3 separate regions of the Homo sapiens genome follow, and regions 1 and 3 are each linked to region 2. Evidence: read pairs that join two places in POLR2A ChIA-PET (ENCODE). Cell type or tissue: MCF 10A. All regions are shown on one strand. Links, peaks and the distances in the headings refer to the core of each region. The heading gives the core; the rest is flanking DNA. Region 1 holds the start of MIRLET7BHG (MIRLET7B host gene). Region 2 holds the start of LOC124905134 (a long non-coding RNA gene). Region 3 holds the start of LINC02939 (long intergenic non-protein coding RNA 2939).

The links. ChIA-PET counts read pairs that join two places held together with the same protein. Peaks named below come from ENCODE experiments on the same cell type or tissue, not always from the same donor. Only the 100,000 strongest peaks of a DNase experiment are listed, where the experiment ranks them.
Region 1: POLR2A ChIA-PET joins it to region 2 with 21 read pairs; 20 of 35 experiments call an interaction of 5 or more read pairs at or near these places.
Region 3: POLR2A ChIA-PET joins it to region 2 with 22 read pairs; 19 of 35 experiments call an interaction of 5 or more read pairs at or near these places.

What each region holds. Positions count from the first base shown.
Region 1 is chr22:46,083,506-46,088,837 of GRCh38, reverse strand. The region is part of intron 1 of LOC124905135 (collagen alpha-1(III) chain-like); the gene reads right to left. MIRLET7BHG (MIRLET7B host gene) reads right to left here and starts at 2,841. Exons shown (of 5, transcript NR_110479.1): 1 at 2,678-2,841. LOC112268288 (a long non-coding RNA gene) reads right to left here and starts at 2,671. Exons shown (of 3, transcript XR_002958733.2): 1 at 1-2,671. RefSeq lists enhancers at 257-866, 2,636-3,207, 2,306-3,505, 3,208-3,777, 3,778-4,349. In MCF 10A, for the core only: no CTCF peak of the experiment used is centred there; DNase peaks (open chromatin) are centred at 757, 2,947, 3,295 and 3,687.
Region 2 is chr22:46,010,491-46,015,822 of GRCh38, reverse strand. LOC124905134 (a long non-coding RNA gene) reads right to left here and starts at 2,242. Exons shown (of 2, transcript XR_007068136.1): 1 at 2,013-2,242; 2 at 325-1,326. It also overlaps the pseudogene LOC730668. RefSeq lists silencers at 1,711-1,800, 1,951-2,140. In MCF 10A, for the core only: a CTCF peak has its summit at 2,276; a DNase peak (open chromatin) is centred at 2,142.
Region 3 is chr22:46,067,361-46,072,692 of GRCh38, reverse strand. All of the region lies in intron 1 of LOC124905135 (collagen alpha-1(III) chain-like), which reads right to left. It overlaps LINC02939 (long intergenic non-protein coding RNA 2939), which reads left to right and starts at 1,672. Exons shown (of 2, transcript NR_148973.1): 1 at 1,672-2,054; 2 at 4,822-5,332. RefSeq lists enhancers at 1-202, 203-757 and silencers at 351-430, 601-690, 771-980, 1,111-1,190, 1,251-2,030. In MCF 10A, for the core only: no CTCF peak of the experiment used is centred there; DNase peaks (open chromatin) are centred at 1,052, 1,532, 2,722, 3,572 and 1 weaker place.

The DNA.
Region 1 (5,332 bases), core at 206-5,205, 73 kb before region 2:
ACACTTCCTGCCTCCGCTCACTGTGTTCACAGCCAGGTCACTGGGTGCCAAGCAGATGCCAAGGCGGACCGGCGGGTATCGCTGCCCAGGCTTCTGGCTACACCTTCCATGCTGCATGTCCGTGGGCTCTGGCTGGCTCTTGGCCCCTCAAACAATCATCTCTGGTCAAATTCCATGACTCTTTCCCTAGAAAAAAAAAACCCTCTTTGAAAGCAAACAAAAATCCCAGTTCTGAGAACCCGGCAGCAACAGTGTACTGTGGCTTCATTTTCTCTTTGTCTTTCTTTCTCGGCATTGCAAGGAACTCAAGAAATAGATGGAGCTTTTCATTTTACAGATGGGTAAACTGAGACCCGGAGAGAGGAAGGGGCTTATTCAAGTGCCCACCAGTGATTCTACGGCCCAGCCAGGATGGGAGCCCAGTGCCCTGACTCAGATCCAGGGCTGAGTCCACGACACCAGGACCCAGCAGCAGCTGGCCTTCGATAAGAAAGGACAGGGGAGCAGCCACGGTGCCGGGCATCAGGCACCACCGGTGGGTGCTGGCCAGGGCGGGCGGGGCCCAGACCGCTGGGTTCCCTGGCACGGAACGGCTGGTGCTCGGTAAATGTGGGAAGAAACCCCCAGGGGAAGCCTTGAACTGCAGGGGCAGAGCTCAGGGAAAGCAGGCCGGCTCTAATGGAAACCAGTCAGCGGGCCAAATGCAGGAGGAGCCCCCCCCACCGTGGTTTCCATGGGGACGGAGCCCGGGAGGCGGAGCTCTGGCATGGCTGCTGCAGCAGATGTGGCCTGTACAGGGCCGGCACGGGGCGGTGCCTGGCAGTGGGGCCCTGGGACGTGGCAGGTCCGAGGGCTGGACGCAGGGGCCCTGCAGCTGCAGCCCTGGAGGTCAGCTGTGGGAAGGAGCGGGGGCTGCGGGGCTGCCACCTCTGGAAGGCTTCCTGGCATCCTAGGATGCTCCGGCTAACTTCTCAGCCCCGCCTGGTACTGGCCTCTGTCTGGTCTCCGTCTGGTGCCCGTGTTTGCTGAGGACATGCAGCCTGCCTCTCAGTGAGGCCGCCATGCCTGTGGGCCAGGCGCAGGCAGTGCAGGGCTTAGACCTTGGGTCTAGGGCTCCAGCCCCTCTGGCCAAGGCCCCGGTGCTCCACCAGGTCTGCTGGATCCCGTCACTCGACGGCATTCTCAGGCCTCTTCCCGTGGCCGTCCTGGGGCCTGGCACATGATGAGTTCCATAACCTCTCTGAGCCAGTGCTCTGCAGAATGAAGTGGGCTCAGAACTGCTCTGAAACACGAGAAAACCCGTGGACTCAGGGCCATGAGCGCCACAGCGCTCAGAGATGATTGGTCATCCATGAACGTGAACCATGCCGACAGATGGGGTGGGGTCTCCAGAAGGTTCTTGTGCCCCGTGACCTGATGTGGTCCCCGTCTGCCCATGCAGGGCTGGTGTCTTGTGAGCCCATCCTGGTCTGGCACACGGCATCTGGGTGTACAGTCTCATACGTTCCCACCTCTGGGCCGTAGGAACACCAAGAACGAGGATGACCACAGCTCCCTCCTTGCCACCGCCTGCTGCCACACTGCGTGCAGTCTCACACCTGCCAGCACACCAGCCTGGGCACAGAGCCCGAGAGTGGCAGGGTGCCCTGGAGCCCCATACAGCCCAAACCAGCATGCGCTGAATGCTGGCCACTCAGCCAGAGAGGACTCAGGGCCTCAGAGCCAGAGTGACCCATGACCCCAGGACAATTCCGGCTCTCCCCGGGGCAAAAGAACTCCAAGCCGACGGAATGGTCCTTCCTAGTGCTGGGTGTCTGGAGAGAACCAGACAAGGCCAGCATCCAAGAGAGGCTGAAGATCTGAAGATAAACAGGGATCCTGTGTGGTTCTGTGCAGGCACAGTCGTGGGGAGGACCTGGGTTAGGGAGAAGGCTCTGGTACCTGCTGGCCCCGTGACTCTGGGGAGATCCCTCGGCCTCTCTGAACCTTGGCCTCCTCATATAGAAAACCGTTAGCACCCACACGTCACTAGACTGGAACTTCCACCCAGACAGGGACGCTGTCTGTCCTGCTTACTCCACATTCTGGCCTGAGAACAGCACTGCTACGTGCTGGCTCCAAATGGATGTGGCAGGGAAATGGAACTGGCAGATTAAATTTAAAAATGGATGTTTATCAAAATGGATGGAAAGCACCTGGCCTGGGGTCTGGCACTTAGTATGTGCTCAACAAAGCTCAACACCCCTTGCCATGTGGGGCTGAGTCTAACATCCAACATGCACTGGCACTGCCCTGGGGGTGCCAAATGCGGCCCCCAGCTTTCTCCCCTGGACCAAGGCAGGGGATCTCCACCACCCAGGGTTCCCCGCTGCTCCTGCCCTGCTGGCCCCCGTCGCCCTGGCAGACGGAAATGCTGCAGCGGCCTCATCTTTCCCTCCACGGCTCCTGGCCGAGGCTGTGGCCGCCGTGGGCCGGCGTGGCCCCAGAGAGCCCATTTGCAAGCTGCTTCCATAGCGCAGATGCCTCGGGCAGAGCCCAGTGGGTTTGAGTCATTTGAGTCCATCACAGGAGAGACCTCACCCCTGCTGCTGGAGACCCAGTATGGAGGCCCGAGCCCCCTGCGGCTCACCCACCAGGTGCTGGGAGTCTCCACAGGTGCAGGCATTGGGCAACTTACTATCTCAAGCTGAAGGCGCCGTCTCCACGCCGCCCAGGCTTCCAAATGCGGCCACACGGACTTTGAAGGGCGTCCGCTGCAGGGTCACAGGCGCCAGTGTCTGCTCGTCTGGACCTCGAAGCACCAGGCCCAGGAGGAGTCCTCCTCTCATCGAGTTGAAAGAAGCCGCACAGGCGGGAGGCCTGGCAGGGTGGGATCCCTCCACCCACGTCTGGGCCGGAAGCGTGGGCACACCCACTCCAGGAATCCTAGGGCGGGGTCAGGCTCCCAGGAAATGGGGCCAGAGGTTCCCTTGCAGGCACTGGCGCAACCCGGCTGCCTTCCCGGTCCCCACCTCCTGTGGATTCCTTCTGGGGTTTTGCCGGAATGGCTGGCCCAGCCCACACCCTGAATCCAGCCCTCATTGAAGCTCGGAAACCCAGAGACTCATACCAGCCGATGCCAGGACCCTTCTCCAGGACCACCCGAAACTGCCACTCACCCGGTGCCACCCTGGCATCTGGGTGAGTGCTGGGTAATGCCATCCTGTTAAGGTCATGGGAAGGCAGTGGGTAGGGTTTGAAATGGGCTGAGACAGGCCCACCACAGAGCCTGGGCCTCCCGTCCCCTCTTACTAGGCCAAGGCAAGGGAAACACCAACGAACCAGGGGCTCCCCAGACCAGGATCTCATGCAGTGCCTCCAACCATCTACTGAGGCGGAGGCTGGAAGCCCCATTTTAAAGACAGAAGCTGGGACCTTGTAGTAAGAACCGTTTTTATCACGGTCTCTTTTGTCTGAAGGTGTGCTGGGCGTTACGCCGTCTCATCAAACCCCAGGCCCTGCTATGTTCCCTATTAGGAAATAAGGCCACTAAACCTCCCCGTGCCCTGGCACGCAGGTGCACGTGTGTGCATGTGGGCAGACAAACAGACCTGCCCGGGAAGGCCTGGCCAGCTGGCCGCTTCTTGGAGAAAGGCCGCTAGCACGCTGACCGGCCGACAGAGGCCTTCTGGGCCACTCCCTCCCTCGGCCCGCCTTCCCGGTCCTGTTCTGGGCCTGCCCACGCCGCCATTTCCTCTCCGGGGCCCGCAGGCCTCACTTCCACTCCTCCCAGTCTGCAAATGGCCGGCGCCCAGAACCGCCTGTCCACATAAGGAGGCAGCAGCGCGTCTGGCCAAGGCCCAGCATGCAGGCCACTCAGCCAGAGCCTCCCTCAGCAGTGCTGAGCACCTACGAGAAGCCCACGCCTGGATGCCCAGTCCACCCGCTGCCAGCTTTGGCTAGCCCTGGACTGGGGAAAACCACCCTTCTTCCCACGGGCATCCCTGGGGTGGTGGAGAGCCCATGGCACAGTCATCCCCAGGTGTGGTCTGAGGACTGTGTGGCCCACTCCGACCAATGCACCTCCAAACACCAGCTCACCTCTTTGGAAACTGCCGACCTACCAGGAACCTCACGCAATGGAGAAATAAGAGGACACCTATGCACACGTGCAAACATTACACGCACACACCTCTGCACCTCTGCGTACCAACATGCTGTCCACACCCGGGGCACCACGCACACGCGTGCCGCAACACGCGTCGGTGAATGCTATGGCAGCACATGGGCTTTGAAGGATGGCAGGGCTGGGTTCAAGCCCTGGCCCAACACTTATCAGCTGGTTGAATCTTGGGGAACCCACTTAGCCTCTCAGAGGTTCGCTGCTTCCCCTGGTGGAATGGAGGTAATGAAAATGCCCCCTTGCAGGCATAGTCTGAGCCTTAGAAATAAGGCAAGGAAGCAATAGCATTTATGGGGTGCTCACCATGAACCCAGCTTTCCATGTGTTCAGAAAGTTGACACTTACTGCCTCCATTTTACAGATAAGGAAATGAGGCCGGAGAGGTGAAATGACTTGCCCTTGATCAACACGGCCTGGAAACAAAGACGACCCCATCTGAACCGAGACCTTGGGTCCCAGAGCCGGTGCTTTTCTGAAAGCAGGAGCCCCGGTACACAGCGGGCACCTGTGAACAGCAGCAGAGAGTGCTGTTGCTACTATTACCACCATCGCCATGCCCACCGCTGCTTAGAGGCTCTGCGGCCCAGAGGCTGGGGCCTTTTCACTTTGCCTCATCTTTCAGAGCGCCCAGACCAGGGCCATATTCCTCTTGCTAAGGAGGCGGGAGTCAATAGGCTAAAAGACCAGAACTGGAAGGGATGATGTCGTTAAAACCACCAGACAGCAGAGCTGGCTCCCAAGCGGCTCTGGCAAATTTCATCAACTTTTTACTTTTCTTATGATTTGCTAACATCTCCACCAACAGGTACATCCCTTAAAATAAACAAGCCACAACAAAGCACTTCTACGAACAAATGGATGTGGCGGCTGGAGCTCGCAGGAGGCAACACAGGGGGCGCGCCCTTCCCTCCTCCCGGCCACTGCCACTGAGGCAGGAACGTGGGAACGTGGTCTCAGCCGGTGAGAAACTGCAGAGCCTGAATCCAGAATTTAGAAACACAGAGGCAAACACTTACACGTATGGGAAAAGAAAAAAGCCTCCACTGATGGCCTCATAATATGAGCATATTTGCAAAATAAACAGTTATCATCATTTGCAAATTATTGTGGCTGTAAAAACTGCTCTGCCCTCAAGGAGGCTGATACAAACCAATAAATTCTGCACTTTGT
Region 2 (5,332 bases), core at 268-5,267:
TTCTGTCCCATGGAAAAGATAATCCCAAACAGTACACTTTATTGCTCTCTATGATATTAAGCACTTTGCACCAATAAGCAAAGCTGTTTCAGCTTTCCTTGTTGCCTACACATCTGTCTTTCCAATTCTCCTTTGAACTGGTTTTAACCTTACTGGTTCCCTTATTAACGAGTTAAATAAAATCTTAGGTGTGTTCAATTTGTATTTGCATGAGAACCATGATTTTGCCTCTAAACATTAATCTTTATCTATAAGAATTTGAATTCATAATATATGTAAGAACAAAAGGAGCTCCTATACATTAACAAAAAGACAAAAATCCAATTAAACACGAATGAAGTTTTTATGCAGAGAAGAAATAACCTCATTAGTAATCAGAGAAAGTAAAATTAAAACAACAGCTTCTCATTTTTCACTCACAGCAGGTTTCAGCTGCTCTGAAGTTGTGGCCGTTGTCAGGATAGGGCCTGGGAACTGGGGAGGGGCTGGTCAGGGCAGACTTATCTGTGAGGTCTGAATATCTTTAAAAAGAAAGATCCTCTGGGCTCCTGGGGGCGGGGTATAGGGCCGCAGGGGACATTGGCAGTCGCCCAGGTGAGAGGACTCAGATCTGGGTACATTTTATTGTAGCAGAGATACTGCACAGGGGGAGTCCAGATGGCTTGGGGCATCTGGGGTTCTGGCAGTGACATCCCTGGGGGCTGACATCTGCCTCTGCCCTGAGGCCTGCAGAAGGAGTCCAGTCTTCTCATGCCAACTAGCGAGACAGAGGTCGGAAGTCACGAGCAGCCCCCCTCCAGAAGTGGCCGGTGCCCTGGTTCAGCTCCAAGAAGCCCTCATGGGTTGGGACATTGCGGGAGGCACTCTTGATGTCAGCAGGGTGACCCGGTGGAGATGTGGGGCTGCTGCAGGTGGCTGGGGGTGGAGGTCCTGCCGCTGTGTGGACATAGACTCGCCAGAGACCGCGGAGGTGCGTGCCTGTCTCCTGGCCCAGGCCTACTGCTGCTGGCACGGTCCTCTCCACCCAGCCCTCCTTCTCTGGGCAGCTGGCCTCGGAAATATTGGAAGGGATAGCCGTGCGCGGTGGCTCACGCCTGTAATCCCAGCACTTTGGGAGGCTGAGGCTGGTGGTTCACTTGAGATCAAGAGTTAGAGACCAGCTTGACCAACATGCTGAAACCCCGTCTCTACTGAAAATACAACATTCGCCGGGCGTGGTGGCACACGCCTGTAATCCCAGCTACTTGGGAGGCTGAGGCAGGAGAATCGCTTGAACCGGGGAGACGGAGGTTGCGGTGAGCCGAGATCGCGCCACTGCACTCCAGCCTGGGCGACAAGAGCGAAACTGTCTCAATAAATAAATAAATAAATAAATAAAAATACAAGAAAGGAAAAAGAAATATTGGAGGGGACTTGGGGTCCAGGGCTGGGCAGGGCTGAAGGCGTAAACATGTGAGAGTCTGGAGCCGGATGAGGTCACGAGAAGACAGGCGGGACAGGGACAGCGCCGTGGGTGCCACTCGAGACACAGGGTGGGCGGGGCCGGCCAGGCCTGGAGCTGGCTGCCACCGGCTGCGGCAGGAGGGAGCTGGCTGCCGCCATTTCAGTGGAGGGTGGCGACAACCCCAGTCTGGAGGGGGCTGAGACCTGTGCTGGGGGCCGCCCGGGGTAGATCCTGTCTTGAAGGTCTGGCGGTGGGAGGGAGGGAAGGTGGCCGCGGGTGGAGGTGGGCGTGGCGCCAAGGGCGGTGTTCCCTGAAGAGCGAGAGTCGGAGCCCGCCGGCTGCCGCAGGGAAGGGAGCGGCGGAAGATGCGGAGATAGAGGGAGGTTCCCAGGAAGGCAGAGGGAACGGGCAGGCCCGGAGGAGCAGGCGGGAATGTGGAGGGGGGTTGGAACCGCAGCACAGAGGGTTTGGGCGCACAAAGGTGAAGGATGTCCCCCGGGAAGCCAGAGGGCACGGCAGCAACTTGCCCGGGTCCCAGGCCTGACTTTCACACACCCCCACCCTGCACCTGGACGGTGACGATCTGCTGGGCCCGGTGGCGCCTGGGAAGGCGGCCGGGGGGAGGTCCGAGTTACTGGAAAGTGCAAGTTCCAACCCAGAGCTGCGCTGAGCAGGGCCGGGCTGCTGGGGCGCCCAGGGCTGCAGGTCCTGGCGGGGCCTCTGGGAAGGCGGAGGGCGCTGACTCAGGCCCTGACTCACCAGGGGCTGCCCTGCGGGGGATCTGGGTCCGCCGAGTCCGGGGAACCTCTCAGGTCTGCCCCCCAGCGACCTTTCCTGGGAATGTTCCAGAGCGGTTCTTACTCCTTCCTGGAGGGTGGCTTCTTTCCTTCCTCCAGAGTTCAAAGCCATTTTCTGCACTTGGCCCCATGGCCTCTGAGCTCAGAGTTCACCCCTCATGGAGCTGGAAGGGACGGTTTCTAGAGAGGCCTCCATGCTTGGACCAGGATGAAAATCCTTCACCATCTTCAATGCAACAAGCTGTTCACGGACCCCCAGTGCCATTCTCTCATTCGTGTGTTCAGGCGTCCCTCATGCCCTCACTCATTTATTCAGCCCATGTGTTCACTGGGGGCCCCGTGCAGGGCTGGGGACGCTGCCATGGAGGAGGCGGAGGCACCCTTGCCCCAGAGGGAGCTCCTGTGAATTTCACTGCCAGCAGCTGGGAGGCTGGTGAGAGACTGTGGAGCCTGCGTCGGGCCAGGCCGGGGAAGGCCTCCTGGGTGATGAGGGCGGAGGTGGGTGCAGCTTGGTGGAGGCCAGGAAGCCCCGAGAGGAGGCCGCCAAGGCGTGGTGGGTTGGGGCAGGTGAGGGCAAGGGGGTGGAGATGGGCACAAGGCCTGGCTGGCACCATGGAAGGTGCAGCCACCCAGACCCCCAGAAGGAGGCTGAGTGTGGGGCCGCAGGACACCTGGGGGCCATGGGACAGGAGGGAGGCCCTGAGGCAGTGCCTGCCTGTGGGTTCCCCACCCCTACACCCCCCATCTCAGAACTCCCTCCAGGGCACACAGTCCTCAGCCGTGGTCCCTTCAGGGTTGGCCCGAAGGTCCTGGCTTCCGTGGGTCAGCCCCATCGATCCAGAGCATAAGGTCCAGCCCATTCTGCCCAACTCAGGCCAGCTCTGGTCCCTTTGAGCTGCAGAGCTCGCATAGGGTCAGGTACGCACAGGGTCCAATTGCTGCCCCTGCCTACGCCTGTGTCCTTCCCTTCGGTCCCCAGTGTTGGCTCCAGGGCAGCCCTGACATCCTGCTGGTGCAAGCTTGCCTCGGAGGCAGCTTCCGGGGGCCCATGTGGCTGCCGGGTCAGCAGAGCATGCTGCTGCCTGCCCCTGGGCTCCAGGCTGTTGGGCTGAGACCCCACAAGCTCCCCTGCAGGCAGGCCGGTGGTCCAGCCCCAAGTGGGGAAGTGGCAGCGGGAGGGGTGCTGGGAATGCCACTGCCAGGGAGCCCACAGTGACACAGACCAGGGAGCTTCTGCAGGCCTGGGAGCTGCTCTGTAGATGGCACCCCTTGCCCTGGGCCCCATCCTTATCTCCTTTCTCCTTAAAATCAGAGCCTCTCCCCTGCAGGCCAGCCCAGTGTCCCTCAGCTCTGGGTCCTTCTAGCCTCAGTGCCCCTTGGCTTCCCATGCTGCTGAATCACAGTGATTGGGATGACAGGGTCCCGCCTCCTCTGCCTCTGAGTTCCAGGACCGCAGACGCCATTGTAACCCACGCACCCGCAGAGGCCTGTCTATGAGCTCCTGTCGTGCTCTGGGTCTCCCCAGAAGCCGGCCCTGAAGCAAAGATTCATGTGAGTGGCCCCGGGAGGGAGGGCCTCGGCCAGTCCAGGGCACTCCGCTAGTGGAGTCAGCCACCGCCTGGCCCTGGGCTCTGTCTCGGGAGCCTGAGCCGGGAGGGCAGGCCTCTGAGTTGCCCCTGTGGAGGGCTTTTGTCCCCAGCCCCATCCCTCCCTGGGGGAGGACCGCCTCCCGCACTGCACTCTGGCATTCTGGGTTTGCCTGGCTTGGGGCCGAAGACAGCATCTGTCCACAGTAGCAGCAAAAATACCCTTCACACATGGGCCCAGGACTGGTCACTCTTTGGGGGTGCCCCTTGGGAGGGTGGAAGTCCCACGGGATATGTTGCTGCTGAGCCCCAGTCACTGTGGCTGGACAGAGAAACCCTATTCCTTTATCCGCTGAGATCCTGCTGTCTTCATTCTCCTGAATGGCTGGGCAAGGGAACTGGGTGCCAGAGGGCAGAACTGGGGTAGTGCCTGCCCCGGCCCTCCCAGCCTCTCCCCTCCACTCCCTGTCCCCACCGCCAGCCCCAGCTTGTTCCCCAGAGACCCAAGGGACAGGCTGTGGGGCCTGGCAACTCAGCCCCGACGGGCCCAGTCTAAACCGGTGTTCCGCCAGGGAGGCCCATTTGGCCGTCCGGTTGCCTAAACAGCCCAGCCTTTGTCCGGGGCGGTCACAGGCGCTGTTTGCTCAGTGCCCGGCTTGTTTTTCCCAGGCCAGTGAGGCAGGCAGAGGCACCGGAGCCATGGAAACAGCACAGACCACCTGTCCTGCCCCAGCTCCGCTCCCGCTCGGTTGCTTTCTCTGCCTCTGTGGACCTCCTGGTGCGCTGGCCCTATCCCAGCTGGGCCCTGGGCAGAGCAGGACTCACTGTCTTGCCCCCGCCCACCCTGGGACTTCAGCTGGGCCCAGCACAGAGAGAGCCAAGGGGTTTCTGGAGCTCTGGAGTCCCTCCACCTGCTCTCAGCACTCACCAGACGCAAGCTCTGTGGACCATGGGGACTGAGGGCTCCTTCCTCTGCCCCCCGGCACTCCTTCCCCCAGCCACTCTCCTGGGGAGGGGCCAGGGATGAGGCCAGCTCAGGGAAATACTCTCTGACCTGAGTTGCCCCAACAGGAAATAGGCTATCTTGAAAGGTGGTGAGTTCCCTGTCATGTGAGGCATGCAAGGGTAGACTCCTAGGGCTGCTATAAGGGAATCTTTATTGTATGGGAGGGGACATTAATGGATCGAGTGAGTATAGAAAGAGTTCTTTCTTTTGTTCATTCATTCACTCCATTTATTGACTGACTCATTGATTCATTCAGAAAACACCAGTGGTGTGGCATCCATCCTCTGGCCTAGGCTGGGTGCCAGGTGCAGAACATTCAACCGTGAGACTGCAGTCATGACTCCTGCTTTCATGGCAGGCAGAGTCACATGGGTAAGAGGATGTGGGGGAGACACACATGAGAATGAACAAGGCCTCCAGGAAGGTGGGGTAGGAGCCGAGAGGGATCAGAGAGATTATGAGTTTCGTGCCCTATTCCATGGGTGGAAAACTGAGGCAC
Region 3 (5,332 bases), core at 113-5,112, 57 kb before region 2:
TATTTAAATACTCACTAAGCAGCGAAAGTGAGAAATGCACTTACCGTCCTCAGGAGTCGCCGTGAACCCGATCGTGACCTGGGGCGCACAGGTCGACAGCCCTGCCCTTGCGGGAGGACCGTGCCTGGCCGCCGCCGGCGCCGCGCTCGCGTGCCCAGAGCTGCACAGGCCCTCAGCTAGCGGTCTGAGTCCTGGGTTCCAAACGCTCACCCTCTTCCCGCGTCGAAGCGGCGGACGGCAGAGCGGTGCCAGTTCCCGCAACTCTTCGCAGGGTGGGACGGCTCTGGACTGCCGCGGGCGAAGCGCACGGCCCAGGCCCCACTTCCCCGGCCCCGCGCCGCGTCTCTCCTTGCCTTCGGGCTCCGGCTTCCCTGCGCTTAGCGACCCGACTGCGCCACAGAGTGGCCCGCAGGACCCGGTCACGGCGTCCGCGCGCCGCAAGGGACCTTTGTCCCAGACGAAAACGAAAGCGCGCCGGCCCCGGGACGCCCACGCCCTGCCGCGGAGAGCCCGGCCGGCGCGCCCCGCGACTTTCTCCAAGTTCACGTGCATTCCGGGGCGGGCGTCGCGAGCCAGGACTTGCAGGGCCGGGCCGTCGGGCGGGCGGTGGGTTGCAGGCGGGCTTGGGGACAGCCCGGCGGGGCGGGCCGGGGCACAATGGGCGCCGCCGGACGGGCGGGCGCGGGGACAGCGTGGGCCCGGCCGCCGCGCGGCCGCTCGTCTGGCGCTGCCCGGGCGCCGAATGCGGCGGCGGCTTGGCACAGACGCGCCGCGCGCCCGGTGCATGCTAATGGCCGGCGGCCGCGCCATGAATTATTCAGCAGCGGCGCGGAGAGGGCGAGCGCGGCGCGGAGGGCGACCCGGGCCGCGCGTCCCCCGCCGCTGCGAAGCCGCTGCGGCGACTTCCCAAACTTTCCCGGGTCGGCACCGAGGATGCGGCCCCCGCGGCGCCGCCGTCCCCGCCCGAGCGCGCCGGCCGCGCTTCCCCCGTTGCCGCCTATTTTATGTCTTTTGTCTCGGAGTTGGCACCTGTCCCAGAGAGCGCGTTTCCCTGCCCACCCCTTCGCCGCCGGATCGGAGCGGGGGAGGGAGTACGGGGAACCCAGGGAGGAGGGGACGGGGAAAGCAAGGCGCCTGCGGGCCCCGCAGCCCGCGGAGACCGCCCGAGAGCGGCGGCGGTGCCCGCGCGCCCGGGCACCCCTGTTCTGCGGGGAGGTCGCGGATGCAACCGCGCCCGGAATACCAACGAGGCCCCCCGCGGCCCCCGCCGTGCCCGCTGCGGGTGAAGACCGGGCGCCGCCCCTCCTGGGTTCCCCCTTCCACCGCCCCCCACCCCGGGACGGCGCGCGCGGGCGGGGCGGGCGGTGCGAGCAGCGGATTCGCCGCCCGGGCCCCGCGCCTCGCCCCGCAGCCCCGCGTGCGCGTCCCCGCGGGCACGCCGCCCCGGGCGCTCCCCTCCAGCGCGCCCCCGCCCCGCGGCCCCTCCCGCCGCCCGCCCCGGGCAAGGGCACCGCGTCGCGGAGACCCAGCGGCCTTCCGTTTCGCGCCCCGGGGCCCGCGCGGCCGAGGCGGGCGGGCGGGCGCGAGCTCCCGGCCCGGCCCGCCCCCGCCGCCCTGGCACCGAGGCGGCTGCTGGGGCGCGCTCGGCGGCTGCGCTCCAAGGCGCCGGCTGCCATGATTGCGGGCAGCGGGACGCGCGCGCACGCTCGGGCCCGGCTCTGGGACCCCTGGCTGACCGACGGTCCCTGCAGTCCCCGCAACCTGGTGCCCGCAGCCCCGAGCGCGCCGCGGACAGCGGTCAGGCTCTCCAGGCTCGTCCCCGCGGGGAACAGTGTGCGCTGCGGAGCTCTCGACGCGGCCCCGGGACAGCGCTCGGGGCCGACGGTGGCAGCGGGCTTCCCCCAGGGCGGAGCGCGCGCACGGGCAACCCCGCGGCGGCTTCCAGGACACCGCCGGCCCCGCGGAGCAAGGGGTGCCCAGAGGGGTGGGAGTCCGGACTCGGCACACGGGAGCCGGCCGGCGGAGGCAGGGGTCAGCGCACAGTGCCGGGAGATGTAAGAGGGGCGCGCAAGGTGCCTGGAGGAGTTGGGTTGGGGGGTGGTTCACGGTGCCCGGGGAGGCGTGGGATGGGCAGGGGCGCGGTGCCTGGAGCCGCTGCCCAGCTCCGAGCGCGCTCTCTTCCTTCCCGGTGGCAACAACTTCCTGCTTCCCCGACTCAGGGCACAGGAGCTTCGGGGAGAAGTTCAAGGCCACAGCTTTGCTCTCTCGGAGCCCGATGGCGACACTGCTGGCCCCGGGCCACACGGTTCCCTCCCAGGCCCTCCCGGTGGTTGAGACCGGCCGGCCTCTAGGGTCCGGACACGGGTTAGAATGCCAAGGAGGCCGCGGCGTCTTTTCCCGCCCGCTCCACAGAGGCGCCTGAGTGGTTCCCAAACCGCAGAGGGGCCGGCCTGGGCCTCCGGCTCTCGGGGACGCACGCGGACACAGAGTCACTATTCGCAGACCCCGTCCCCCTGCCCGAGCATGCCCTGGCCCAGAGCCGCATGGAGCTGATGTCCCCAGACGCCTGCGACGGCCCTTTGGCGGCCAGGGCCCGAGAGAAACAAGGCCTCCCGGGTCCCAACCCAATGTCTGTCTGTGCCTGTCTCCCCCCAACCCCCCGCCGCCGGCCTTGGCATTCTAACCAGTGTCCCTTGACGTCACATCTCGCCATTTCTGCCAACCAATTGAAACTTGCCCGTTGTCATAAAAATATATATACTTTTTATGCCATTGGTAAATTCAAAAGTTCCTCGTGTGCCCTGCTTCCCAGGAAACTTCATTTCACATTGGATTAGACTGCCCAGGAGGGCAACGCTGGGCTGGGGCAGCCGGGCAACTCTGCCAGGGCCTCGCTGCCCACTGAGCTGCCTTCCACAGCTCGCTAGACCCCCATGATTGTGGCTGTGAATTGTGCCAGCCACCCTGATAAACACACCACTGCCTCCACCCCATGACACACGGAATTTGGGGGGAGGGAAGGAAGAACTCAGGGTATGTTAAGAAACCTTCCCAATTGCTTTCCTGGGAGTTGGGGCGGTGGGGACTGGAATCTTACTACAGCATCTTCTTTTTAGAAGCTGAAAGAACTTTAGGGATAGCTTTATTATTTTTTTTTCTATGGGAAAACTCAGTTTTAGAAAATGGAGTAGAAATGTTTTCCAATTAATCTTTTCATTGGAATCCGGACCAACTTTCACTTTCCATAGCTGCCTGGTGGCTTCACTATCGAGTGGGGTGCCCTCTTTTCCTGAGGAAGGTCCTGTGTCTCCCCCTCACCCCCCAGCTCCAAGGGCTGTGGGGCCCAGAGCTGGAAGCTCAGGAGCTCTGTGCTTCCCCAGAAAAGGGCACGGCTCTCTCGGCAGCCTGAGACGCAGACATGCCGTGTCTACCTTCTAGCAATACAGCAGGGGAAATCAATCCTGTCTAGCACAGTGCTTTATCATTTTCTTTCTTCACTATTAAAATTTTCAGCCCCAAATAGGAAGTGTGGGGTGAGAGCACACATTCCCACAGGATGAGTCTGTGCCCAGCAGTGCCCAAAGTCCCACATATGCCCCTGTAGCCCCTCCTAACCCAGCCACACTAAGGCAGAACTCAACCGCTAACTGCTCTATAAACTCCTCCTGTACCCCATCGTTGCTGTATGGTTCAACTACTTTAAAAAACATACTACAGATATTTTGTGGTTTAGCAAGTTTAGGGACTCCAGAAGAACAAAAATGCTTTAGAAACTGAGATGAATGCAGAGATCTAAACATCATAAGCACCAGGCCTTTTAATATGGAATCTTGTTTTTCCAAAATAATGAACACAGCCGGTAACGACCAAATGGGGATTCTGAACATAAATATATGGTTACTATTCTCAATAAAACTGTTCTCAAGGGCAATCTCTAGAAATGATGCATACCTCGGAGATACACGTTCAAGCGAAAAAAGGAAAAAAAAAGGCTACACCCAACAACCACACTGTATTTATAATCACGTTCCTAAACACTATAAATATTATAACTAATGTGATATATGTTTTGTGATTAAATGGATTAAAACATTGAATTTAAAAAGCCACAAAGAAAAAGAGATTATCTTCTATTATGCCACTTACAAGTTTTGTTCCATTGGCACAAATACAAATTTGACAACTGTATCATTACTGAACGCAGTGACTAAATGCCAGGATATTAGCTTTGTAATTTTCACCTGAAATCATTGTATAATCATACTGGCTTGCTAACCTTCTTTTTATTAAATGATTTTTTTTTCTTGCTCTCACTGTAATAAGTTAATTTAATGCCTTTTTCCCACTTCCAATTTTTATTTGGTAAAGCAGGAAATCAGATAAGTCAGAACAATATTCAAGAACACACACTCTTTTTAAAAAAATTTCCCCTGTACTTGGCAAGGATTTACATATAATTTGGTTGCAAATTCAGAAATCAAATGCCGCTTTATTCAGCAAAAATAAGAGCACTCAGGTAATTCCACTGGATATTATTCAGGTTAGATTGTTTCTGTCTATTTGCTATCATATTATTCAAAGTAAATAATAATATTTTTTACAGTATGCTCAAATTATCAACAAGAAAACCCGGAAAATTTACATTGTTGATGAGCACTGTGATGGATAAGTTTCCAGGAAGAAAAACTTGGTTTTCGCCTGTGGGCCACAGCCATGCCTGAGGTCAGATGTTTGAAAATAAGGTCTAGGAAGGCTGCTGCTGTACTAGGATGTTTACAGTGTCAGCCTTATACAGTTATTTTTTTCCTGATTTCTCCCCAGATCCGCCTAATGGGAATGGAGCCGGCAATTTCCTGCTGCCTTGCTTTCTCCGCCAGCCCCTGGCCCACAGTCCAGCCTCAGAAGGCTGAGGGGGGTGCTTCGGTTTCGTTTCTTTTTTCTCAACGGGTCGACATTTTAAATTTCTCAGTATCCAAGGCATTATGAGGACTTAGGAAACAGATGCATTTAATCTAATTAAAGCAAGGACGGCGAGTGAGTGAAAAATTACATTTTCACTTGGGTTCTGAACATTCAGTTGCACATCCAAGAATAATGATGTTTTTAAAGCCAGCCCAATAAACTTGAGATTGCAAGTTTTCAGTGGCTCCTGGATAAGATGCCACTTCGATCATCCTAGACAATGTGCCTTTTGAGGAGCTGCTCAGCAGCTTTGGGGACTCTGGATAAAGGCAAACCAGGCTTATGATTTTTTTTCTTTTGCCTTTGTTTCAAAGTAGTTTGCAGGTTTGAGAGTCCATTTTCATAGGCCTGTTTCATGACAACATACGCT